Linked DNA regions of Homo sapiens: all the other regions are linked to region 3. A link is a loop called in an ENCODE intact Hi-C map of the cell type or tissue named here. Cell type or tissue: endothelial cell of umbilical vein. All regions are shown on one strand.

The links. Peaks named below come from ENCODE experiments on the same cell type or tissue, not always from the same donor. Only the 100,000 strongest peaks of a DNase experiment are listed, where the experiment ranks them.
Region 1: it touches region 3 in a loop (3-fold over the local background); 9 of 110 quality-filtered maps call a loop at or near these places.
Region 2: it touches region 3 in a loop (2.0-fold over the local background); 2 of 110 quality-filtered maps call a loop at or near these places.

Annotation. Positions count from the first base shown.
Region 1 is chr9:4,337,306-4,341,305 of GRCh38, reverse strand. It overlaps a transcript of GLIS3 not described here. Among named protein-coding and RNA genes, the nearest start is that of GLIS3, 39 kb to the right of the region's middle. RefSeq lists an enhancer at 1,623-1,917. In endothelial cell of umbilical vein, a CTCF peak has its summit at 1,784 (motif pointing right); a DNase peak (open chromatin) is centred at 1,775.
Region 2 is chr9:3,319,397-3,323,396 of GRCh38, reverse strand. The region is part of intron 4 of RFX3 (regulatory factor X3); the gene reads left to right. Among named protein-coding and RNA genes, the nearest start is that of LINC01231, 140 kb to the right of the region's middle. In endothelial cell of umbilical vein, no CTCF peak of the experiment used is centred here; a DNase peak (open chromatin) is centred at 2,036; H3K27ac peaks cover 953 bases.
Region 3 is chr9:3,470,118-3,474,117 of GRCh38, reverse strand. All of the region lies in intron 1 of RFX3 (regulatory factor X3), which reads left to right. Among named protein-coding and RNA genes, the nearest start is that of RFX3, 54 kb to the left of the region's middle. RefSeq lists a silencer at 1,915-2,209. In endothelial cell of umbilical vein, no CTCF peak of the experiment used is centred here; a DNase peak (open chromatin) is centred at 2,027; H3K27ac peaks cover 282 bases.

The DNA of each region.
Region 1 (4,000 bases), 870 kb before region 3:
CTTTCACTCGTGTGAGTGCAAGCCAGGAGAGCTTTAAGCTCCAGTGATGCCAGATAGGTTGGAAATGGCTGAAGAAGAAGTGGAAGTAGATGGATAGAGAGCAGTCTTGTTTTGTCCTAGAGAGTATTGCACAAGCCTGTGGATCAGATAATGCAACTAGGAAAGTCTGTCCCCAAAAAGGAAACACATAAGTTCTAAGCATACCATTGGACCAGAAGAGATAACAGATCATTTGGATTAGAGGGAAGAAAGACTTGCAGTCCAGAGGCTATTCAAGGATGTCAGATGCCAGTTGTGGGTGTTTGCAGAGTTGCTAAAATATCAGGTGAGGCCAGGCACGGTGGCTCACACCTATAATCCCAGCACTTTGGGAGGCCGAGGCAGGTGTTTGAGACCAGCCTGGCCAACATGGCGAAACCCCATCTATACTAATAATACAAAAATTAGCCAGGAGGGGTCACCCACACCTATAATCCTAGCTACTTGGGTGGCTGAGGCAGGGACAATTGCTTGAACCCAGGAGGCGGAGGTTCAGTGAGTTGAGATAGTGCCACTGAACTCCAGCCTGGGTGATGGGTGACAGAGCGAGACTCTGTCTCCAAAAAAATTAAACAAAAACAAGAATCAGGTGGGATCTGGTTCCGACAACGGTCTCCAGGTTCAAGTGTCCATGGTGGTTAATAGCGTGGATGTGGAGATGAGCACATGGACCATCACCCTCACTCCCTCATTCCTGCTGTCCTGCCACCACAAATACACAGAAGCTTAACCCTAGACCCAGGAACCATCCGGGCAAGGAGAACAGGGATGGAGGATGCATCCTGAAAGATGAGGAATTTGCCCCAAAGACACTGGGTAAGACAAAATAAAAGAATGTTTCATCCTGGAATTGAGTTGCCTTTTAATTGGGAAGTTGAAGTTTTCCCCCACCCCCTCACTTCTATTCAGCTCAAAAGTCAGATGACATCAGTCATGGCAAATAAAGGAAAATGACATACTTTTTTTTTTTTTTCTCATTTGATTTGTAATTCCTAAACTTCTATCTGGGTACAGACGTTTTGGATTATTCAGAGATTTAAAAAATACATACTAACTCTGTTCCCCTGTGGTAATTAAAAGTTGGCCATGTAAGAAAGAAAATATTAAAAGTATGGAGAAGGCTGTAGAAAAAGGGAATAGATCCAGAGATTCTAGGGGAATATCAACCTCATGCTAAGCCAAGCCGTGAGGACATGGTGAATTCACTGATGAGCAAGAAGCAAAGCCGCTTGTCAGCTGGTATTAAATGTTGACTTCTCCCTAGTCTTTGTGTCTTGGTCAATACCAAATGAGAGAATGTTTGCTCTTAAGTTCACTCTAGGAAACTACCCACCAAAAACTTGCTTTACCTTTCTGTCTCTTTTCTTTTCCTTTCCTTTCCTTTCCCTCCCCCTCCCCTCCCCCACCCCTCCCCTACCCCCTCCCCTCCCCTCCCCCTCCCCCCTCCCCCTCCCCTCCCCTCCCCCTTCCCTCCCCCTACAGTTTCTGGTTCTCTGGGCACGTTTTGATCCCAGTGAGAAGCTTCTTTTGTACCAAACTTCCCAAATCCCATCATTGCATTGTTATCTGGCTTTGAAATGTCACTGTGGCATCTCCACCCTTGCTTGGGAAACTTTGCTCAATGAAAAGTCTGATTAGCTTTACCTGACCCTAAATACACACAACAGAGACGGATCACAGAAGGACCAGAAGCAACAGGTTGGAGAGGTTCTTTCCGGTTAGCAATCCAAACCTCTGCACCTATTTGGCCTCTAGGCGGCGCCAGCCCTTCAAAAAACAAGGCTGTTTATGTAACAGATTGGCAGTTTGAACGTCTATATAAATGTCATTCTTTAAAAATAAAGACGAAACTCTCAGTTAACTTAAACAGGAGCAAATTAAAAAGTAGAGTGAAGCATGTATTTCATGAACACAATTCATCGGCTGTCTTTGGTACTTCAAAATGAAACATTTTCTCCAAATAACTGGCACCCTCCCACTGGCTTTAGCTACATAGTGACAAAACAACAGATCAATTCACTTCAGTGAAGAAGACAAATCCAGTCATTGAGGACTGGCTTCATGTGACTTACACACCTGGGGACAGAATTCTATCTATGCCACCAAATATATAAGCCAAGCCACTAAATCATGACTGAGGTGTTGAGTTTATCCTCCCAAACATATCGAGGTAGTGTTGTATGGACAGTCTCAATTGTTTTGAACATGATTATTTTGCTTCATGAACTCACCAGGAGGGTCCTTGAAATGCCGCTTTTCAACATAGTTTTAAGGGTAAGCCTGTAACACATAAAGCCGTCTCATTTTGAAGGCTTTGTGTCCTTGTGTGTTAATGCAGAATCTCAATCTTAGCTTCAAAATGGAATCACTTGGGGAGCTTTAAAAAAAATCCCAAGACTCAGGCACATACCCCAAACCAATTAAATAAGGATCTCTGGAGCTGGGACCCAAGCAACAGTGCTTTTTCCAGGCTCCTTAGGTGATACAATATGAGGCTATATTTTTGGTTCCTCTACTTTCTACTTGCAGCTCCTTCTCCCATGGGGCTGGCTACAGGAACCAATCTCCAGTACTTACACTATTTTCCCCCAGTTCCTTTTTCTCCCTGGGTCTGTCCCCAAACTTCATGCAGAACAATGCCTGTGAACAAGTCACATGCCCTTTAGATTCTTCCAGACCTATTTGAAATTCAGTGGTAGCCACATCTTGACTTCAAGTTTGGGGCCCTATACAGTCATTGACTAGTAGATATGAACAGTACCTCATAGGTTGTCTAGTATGGTGACTCCCAAATACCAGTCCTGAGCTGAATTCTCATCCTGAATAAGAATAATCCAGGGAGCTTGTTTAAAAAATTGTGTGTGTGTGTGTGTGTGTATGTGTGTGTGTGTGTGTGTGTACACACATATATAATAGAAATCCATCTATCTCTCTATATATACGTATAATTTTGTTACCAGAAAGTCTCATTCAGTAGGTCTACAGAAAGACCTGAAAGCTGTGTTTTAACAAGCTAAGCTTAAAGGAAACTCATCTAGTCCAACACTGCCAACACATAGCAGCAGCAAAATCTCAATGGGATATGCCTTGTTCAAGGAAACTTGTCTAGTCAGGAGAAGCGATAGGATTAGAATCAGGTGTCCTGACTCCTGTGAAAAGAAGTCATGCTATGGACAAATACAGTTTTTGCATTTCAAAACTAAACACACACACACACACACACACACACACACACACACACAGCCTTGCCAATCTTACCAGTTAGACATTAGAGAAAGAGCAAACCATCCTGGGAAATCAGATCTGGGTCCTAGCTCCTGCTTGGTCACATAAGCTGTGTGGTTTGGGGCAAATATTTTCATCTCTTTGAACCCCAGTTTCTTCATCTTTCAAATGGGGGTAATAGTTGCCTCATAGAGTTTTGTGAGGATTAAATGATACAACATATCTGAAAGATGGATAGTGGAGCCTGGTACTGAGTAAACAAAACTGGTTGCTACCACCTCTACTATTATGCTACTATTGTGATCATTATTATGAACATTAATCAGCTTTTGTCTGGCCTTGTGATATGGTAGAATGAGTCAGATATTGGCCCAAAGGGATCCTCCATGTTCTTTTACTTCAGTGATGCTTGAGGCCCTTGTCCAACTCAGCATGTCAGAAAAAATGACCGGAAGGAGCCTGAAGCTTTTTGTTTGTTAGATATATTTTTTTGATTATAAAGGAAATATACATCATTGTAGAGTACATAGAAATGTTCAGAATCATTGCAAAATATTGCCTTCATTCGTTTAAATCAAAAGTATGAAAATACTGTCCGTACGATTTTGTATCTTTATTTTCAAATGAACATTTCCTATGTCATTAATTTTTTGACCATATCACTTTAATAGCTGCATACTATCTAATCATATGGCTGTATTTAATTAACTATTTTCTGATTGTTAGACATTTATGT
Region 2 (4,000 bases), 150 kb after region 3:
AATGCATTGCTACAGATTAAAATATTAATACATTGTAGTCTAAGAGTGACATATGAGTCAATATTAGACTCAGAAAGTTTCAATACTGCCTCTTCTACTGGCCCATGTGTTTAATTTAAAGGGGAAAAATACGACACAGTGCCTATGACCAATTGTCAGTTCTCTGAGAAAGAATTTCTCCATGTTCCTGTGCATATTAGTTCATCCCCCAAAGCATGTGATTTGATTACCACTTTCTCAGTACATGTAACTCCAGTTGTTGTCTTTATTTGCCACAGAATTATCTGGTTTCCTTTAAACTCTAATTATGGCATTTGATTGTAACTATTGGTGGCAGTAAATTTCATGACATAGGAGTTTTGTAATCTACGGACTTAGAAATAATTTTACACATACACTTAAAATTTACTAAGTGTAAGTTTGAGTGACTTTTTCATCTGTCTTATAGGAAAGGAAGATGTGATGTTTAATTGTGCTTTCAAAATTACAGGAAAGATGCAGTTAGGCAAAAGAAAGGAAATACAAATTCAAAGGGAGGTAAAGAGGTCAGAACTTGTAGATGATGTGATTGTGTACTTGATAAAAATCATAGAGAATGAAATTAAAAACTATAACAACTAATAAGACATTTTAGTAAGGTGGCAGTACAATTTTTTTTTCTTTCGAGATGGAGTCTCACTCTGTCACCCAGGCTGGAGTGCAGTGGCACAATCTCAGCTCACTGTAACCTCCACCTCCTGGGTTCAAGCGATTCTCCTATCTCAGCCTCCCTAGTAACTGGGATTACAGGTACCTGCCACCAAACCCAGCTAATCTTTTGTATTTTTAGTGGAGACAGGGTTTCATCATGTTGGCTGGGTTGGTCTTGAACTCCTGACCTCAAGTGATCCACCTGCCTCGGCCTCCCAAAGTGCTGGGATTACAGGCCTGAGCCACCGCACCCAGCCACAAAATTAATACACAAATAAATCAATAGCTTTTCTAGATAGTTAGAAAATATAATGGAAACAAAGATCTCATTTATAATAAAAACAAAAAATGCCTGGCAACAAACTAATAATAAGTGTGCAAGATCCAATTGCTGAATAAAAAACACCTAAAGTTCGCCAGGGATACAAAAGGAAACTTGAATAACTGGAAAGGCATACCATATTCTTGGATAAGAAATTTCAATATTAAACATTTAACCTCCCTAAGTTAACATAAAATGTTTCAACATAATCTCAATCATAATACCAATAGTTTTTTTGACAAGAAAGGCTGTTCATGTAAATAAACTTGCAAGAATTTATAGAAAATTTTGTAAAAAGAAAAATAATGAGGGATGGGGTGGAGGGAAACAACCTATCAGATATTAAAATGTATATAAAATTATAATAATTAAAACAATTATCTAAGCACATGAATAGACTAGTAAATGAAAGACTAGAGACCAAGTAGGCCAAATGCATGCAGGAATATTGTATATATTAAAGGAGGCATTGCCTGTGAGTTGAGAAGTCATGGATTATCAGTAAATGATATTTGGAACAACTGAATATTTATATATTTATAAAAGAAAATTAGATTGGTTCATATATTAGTCTTTATATCAAAATTAATTTCACTTGGATAGAAAAGTGTGTTTTATCATTAGAGTGGGAAGCATAATATAAAATCCAGAAGCTATAAGAAAAATATTGATAAACTCAGTTATGTAAAGGTGAAAACATCCTGCTGAGAAAACCACAATAAACAAAGGCAATGGTGAAACAACAAACTGGCATAAAGTTTTGAGGTATTATACTCAAAGGACTAATTTTTTAAATTTATAGACCACTCTTACAAATTCATCAGAAAAAATAACAAAAACAGAGCAAGTACAAGAACAGGCAGTCCAATGAAAAGGAAGTGAAAAATAAACTACAAAGAAATACCACCTTTCATCCCATACAAGCAATGCGGAAGAGGTTGGTAAGCCTTGCCAAGTGTGCAAGGAAATAGGTACTCTCAATCATGATTGATGGGAATCTAAATTGGCACAGAATTGGAGAGCAATGTGGAAATTTTTTATCAAAATTAAAAATACACATATCCTCTGACTCAGTCAGTGTGCTTCCGGGAATTTACCATACTGATAATACTGTTATGTATATGAAATGCTACATAAAAACTATATTTGTTGTAGACTTATTTGTAATAGAAAAAGATTGGGGTCGGGGGCGGTGGCTCACGTGTGTAATCCCAGCAGTTTGGGAGCCTGAGGCGGGTGGATCACCTGAGGTCAGGAGTTCGAGACCAGCCTGACCAACATGGTGAAAACCCCATCTCCACTAAAAATAGAAAAATTAGCTGGGTTTGGTGGCACATGCCTGTAATCTCAGCTACTTGGGAGGCTGAGGCAGGAGAATCGCTTTGAACCTAGGAGGTGGAGTTTGCAGTGGGCCAAGATCACGCCATTGTACTCCAGCCTAGGCAACAGAGACTCTGTCTCAAAAAAGAAAAAGACTGGAAACTGCCTTATCCATCAGCAGGGAAATATGCAAATAAACGTTAGTACTTTTATCTCTTAAGTGGAATTACATGTAGCCCCTAGATAATGAGGCTATATATATATATATATATATATATATATATATATATATATATGCTATGTAGCATGCATTATATGTATATATAGGCACATATGTGTGTGTATGTATGTATATATATGCACACACACATATGTACACATTTATATGAAAAAAGTCTCCATGTTGAGCGAAAAAGCAGAGTAGTGTGTGTGTGTGTAAATAGAAACACATATTACTATGTGCTTATATAAGATATCCTAAAGTTTTTTTTTTTGTTTTTTTTTATGGAGGGGGTGGGACAGTCTTGCTGTGTCACCTAGGCTGGAACGCGGTGGTTTGATCTCGGCTCACTGCAACCTCTGACTCCCAGGTTCAAGTGATTCTCCTGCCTCATCCTCCCAAGTAGCTGAGTACAGGCATGCGCCACCACACCCGGCTAGCTTTTGTAATTTTTGGTAGACATGGGGTTTCCCTGTTTTGGCCAGGCTGGTCTCAAACTCCTGGCCTCAAGTGATCCGCCTGCCTCAGCTTCCCAAAGTGCTGGGACTACAGGCGTGAGCCACCACGCCCAGCCAATCCTAAAGATGTCTTTAGGAAGGATACATGAAGAATAAAAGGTGGGAGGCATGTGAATATATTATCTATTAAAAAAAAGAAGTCACTTGTTATTTTTAAAAATTTTGGACAAGCTCTTAATGATTATACATTATATCTATTTGGTCATATTCCCCAAATGCATGTAGATAAAGCAAATCCTTTATGTGCCCAGTATTAATATTGTCTGTGAGGTGTCACAGTTCACATTAAACCCTGATCCTAGGTTTCAGATAAAGTCCTCATTTATTAGACTGTTGAAAGTTTAGACAGTGAAAACTGGCATTTAATTCATTTGAAATTTTTAGAGCCATTCTTACTGTTCAACATTTTGGAATGAAAGTTGATGTTTGTATTTGTATTTATGTATTGAGAATCTGAGTTTTTTTTTTTTTTTCGGTCACTGACTTTCTCAAACATTTATTGAGGTATTACTGTTGACCAGGCACTGTGCTTCTGTGAATTTGAAGACTTAACAGTATGGGCTAATGGAGCTAGTTCCTGCACTGAAAGGTACCTAATCCTGTAAGGCAAAAATACAAATTCACAAATAGCCTCCAGACTTCTTTTTAGGGTTAGTTTCAACTACTTTCTTGCCACATTATTTTTTAAATCACAAATGTTCATATGTTATCAATTGATTAATTTTAGATTTATCAAAATTGTGCTTACCTTCTGATAATATTGCTTATACAAGTTCAAAATTGCCTAAAGATTGGGCAGGATTGGATAGCAAGAGAGTGAAAGAGAATCATGAATGCAAATAATACTTAAGATTGCAGAATCACCCTTTAATTAGAGTTAACTGGCACCATTGTGGGAATGTCCGTTACCTACCTATTTATATTCCCTTA
Region 3 (4,000 bases):
CTTGCAGAGCAGTGGTTCTCAAAGTGTGGTTCCCAGCCCAGCAGCCTCAGCATCATGGGAATTTCATAGCATGCAAATTCTTTGGTTTTACTCCAGACCTACTGAATCAGAAACTATGGAAGGTGGGGCTCAGTATTCTATGCTTGGCTTCCATGCTACATTTTCAGAAACATTATATTCTATATTTTATTATTTTTCCCAGGTTTAAAAATATTTCTCTTATCTTTGCCTATTTCAACAGCAGTATTTTGCAGTGACTTGCCTTTATCAAGTCTTTTCAATGCGTTTGACTTAGTTTTTAAAGATACAAGACCTTTTATTTTTGCTTTTATGGTTTATGTGATATTTAATTAAATTAGCTAATTACAATAACAATAAAACTCCCCTGTTGAGGTTTTGGAACAAATATTGTTCTGAGTGAATATACAGCTCAGCAGTTGGGAGCAGAAGTGTTGAGGGGCATGCTAGAGAGACTCCTGCAGGCTGTGAGTTTTCAGTATTCTGTGGGCATCTGTCAGTATGGTTAAAGAGGAAATGAACAATGTGGGTTTACATAGCAAGCTGGGTAAGTGAAGCTTGATCAAGAGAGCTTCTCATGTGTATTATTCTATGTAGGCTTATATATTTCTTGGATCCATTTATCTTTATAACCCCTAATTCAGTACGCATGTTTTAGACTTTTGTTAGTCTGTAGGTAGTCTTCTTGGCTAGACCCCAGAGTTAGAAATATGTTTTTAGTGATTTTCAGATCTCTCAGTTCAGTATTGTGGAGAAATAAGAGAACCCAGTAGTTCATATGAAAAATATGTGCCTGTTATTATGACACCAAAGGGGAAACTCTGTAGCAGCTAATACTTGAAGTAGAAAACAGATGGAAATCTTCTTCTCTAGCCTAAGACTGCAGCTTTTGCCCTGGCTTATAGTGCCTACTTTGATTTGGGAAATCCAATTATGTGTGGAGATAATTCCACAGGTGAAGTGTTTGCCTACCATTGAGATTCTTAAGGGATATATAAGTCGATCCAGACTCTGGCATGCTGAATCGAAACTGTTGCTCCTCAGCAACATTCTAGATGGAGTTTTGATTGAGCTATTTTTTAATGAGTGTTTTAATTATTACTATATTTTTAACCACATTGCTAATCTCACAAAAGGAAAGGGCCTGAATAGCCTGTCTAAGTCAACTCTGGATCATCTCGTTACTGCAGTAGTTGGATCATAATACTGCTGTGCAACATTAATAGAAAACTACATAATGTACAGAAAATAACTATTGCATAGGAACATCAGGATACTATAGCAGTTGTCCAATAAAACAGCAGTATTGGTCCCCCTGAAGTTGTTCAGATAGGGATTTGATAAGCCTAGTATTCATTCTTCACTGACACAGTAACTCAATCATTTCACTGACAAAATAATGGTTGCTACATATCTGATTTAACAAAGAAATGAATGTTGCTTAAATCCTTACGATAGATTGAAGTTTTTGTTAGGGATAGGCTCTAAATCCGTATCTTTTGTATAGTATAAATTGTGATTCTGTATTGGAATTATACTTTGCTGTCTGGAGAAGTGTTTATAAAAGTAATGAAAATTTTGGTTTCAGGTAAAACAAAAATTAGAACAAAAATTATACTGAAAATAATTATTACATAAATTTTGAATGATAACTATGAGCTAGTGACATATATGTATTACATCATTTTCTCATTACAGTATCTCACTAGGGTGTGTTATCTAGATTTTATAGATGGGGAAAATTGAATTAAGAAAGAAAGTGACTTGCCCAAGGTCATTTAAGTAGTAAGTGGTGGAGCTAGGATTTGAGCTGTGGTCTGTTTAACACTAAAGCCCAAGCTTTTAAATACTGCTTTACACCTTAATATCCGGTGCTTTAATATTCTTGGCCTTCTTTCAAAAACTTCCCTCTTCCTGTCAATTCCAGAGATAACATTCAATAACTTGACAACAGTGACCTTTCTAAACAAATACAGTGCGTTACAGAACCAGATGGCCTAAGATTATATTTTATTTTTCTGGCTCAAAATAAATTGCCTGCCCTAAGACTGATAAAGTCCAAAAAAAGACCCTTCTGTGTCCCAGGACCTCATCAGGCCACATGGCCAGCCAGTGCTGTTTATCATAAGTCAGCCACGAGTAGAAAACCTATGTCTTTATACTATAATTTAGATTAGGACCTAATGAAGGGGCAAGAAGCTGGTTTACTAAATAAGATCATTCAGTAATCGCAGTGCATTTGGTAGAAAGATTCTGAAGAAGTGAAGACAGAATTCTAGGCAGTACTGCTGTCTGTTCTATAAATTGGATGTAAGGAGAAGGCTGATTTATAATTCAACAAACTCCCAAATTAGGCATCCCTTTTTCCCCCTTGCTGGGATTTAAGGAGGATTTTTTCTAATAACTAGCCACCTTATTCTTGATCATTCAAAATCTGGGTGAGAATTTTCTTAAAAGTCTTAGACAGATATATTTTAAACGTAATTCTATATTGGGAACATAAGTGATTATGCCACACATAGGCATAAACAATGCTTTCATGAGTTCAATTATACTTAATGAATTTCACACTTAGAGAGACAAGTTTAAGCAGGGTAGGCATAGAAATGTTTCAAAGATATGTTGAAGCCAAACTTGTAATTGACAGTCAGATATAGTGACAAAAGAAACACTAGACTTGGAATTAGGAGACCTCTGTTTGAGACTTGGCTTTACCATTACTCTGTAAGGATCCTTGAGCAAGTGATTTAAATTCTCCAAGACTCAGTTATTTGTAAAATGATGCCAGAATGATATTACTTGCCTTATTTTATTGCAGGGTTGTTCTGAGGACAAAGTTAGGGAACAGGTGACAAAGGTACAGTGATGTACAAATGGATGCTGTTATTATGGCAGCATCTAATATATATAAGGGTAAATGTCCTGAGCTGTGAGTGGGACAGATTTGCCTTTAGAATTGCTCTGCTGTTTAGTAATTTGGTGCTTTGGGCCAAAGCACCACAATCTTTTTGAATTTCAGTACTCTCATCTGTATAAAATAATCAACATCACAGATTTGTGAGAATTACATTAATGTAGATACTATATTTAAATTTTTGTAAAATAGTGATGGGGTAGGAGTTATTATCTTGAACAGATTTCAGAAAGTTAGAAAAGAAATAGCCAGAGATTTTTTATCTGTTCCCAAACATCTTAATAAGATAAATTACTCATAGAATGTTAGAATGCTAGAAGAGCCCTGTGAAGGTCATCTATCTTATCCTGCTCATTTAAAGACAAGGATCACCTCCTAATACTTTTGTCAGTTGTACTCTGTTTATATGCATAGATGATAACATCTCACCAGCATCATCAATTGTAAAGGATAGCAACTGTCTCTCAATCACAATAGATACAGATTTCTGAAAATGTAAAGCCATGTCAGAGAAGAACTCTGGAGCTAGTATCGGGCTGTGAAAAGAATTTGGGCTTTGGCCCGGTGCGGTGGCTCACTGCCTGTAATCCCAGCACTCTGGGAGGCCGAGGCGGGCGGATCACGAGGTCAGGAGATCGAGACCATCCTTGCTAACATGGTGAAACCCCGTCTCTACTAAAAAAAAAAAAGAAAAAAAGAAAAAATTAGCCGGGTGTGGTGGTGGGCACCTGTAGTCCCAGCTACTCGGGAGGCTAAGGCAGGAGAATGGCGTGAACCCGGTAGGCGGAGCTTGTAGTGAGTCAAGATCGCACCACTGCACTCCAGCCTGGGCGACAGAGTGAGACTCCGTCTCAAAAAAAAAAAAAAGGAAAAAGAAAAAAAGAAAAGAATCTGGGCTTTGTTGTGAAAAGTTGAGATGGAATCTTGCCCTGTCAGTTACTAGTTTGTGACAGTGAAATATTTACTTAGTATTTTGTGGCCACATAGCTATGCTGTTTTTTTGTTGTTGTTTTAACCTACCATTGTTGTTTTAACTTACCACATAGGCTATGTCTGTGTCTATACTTA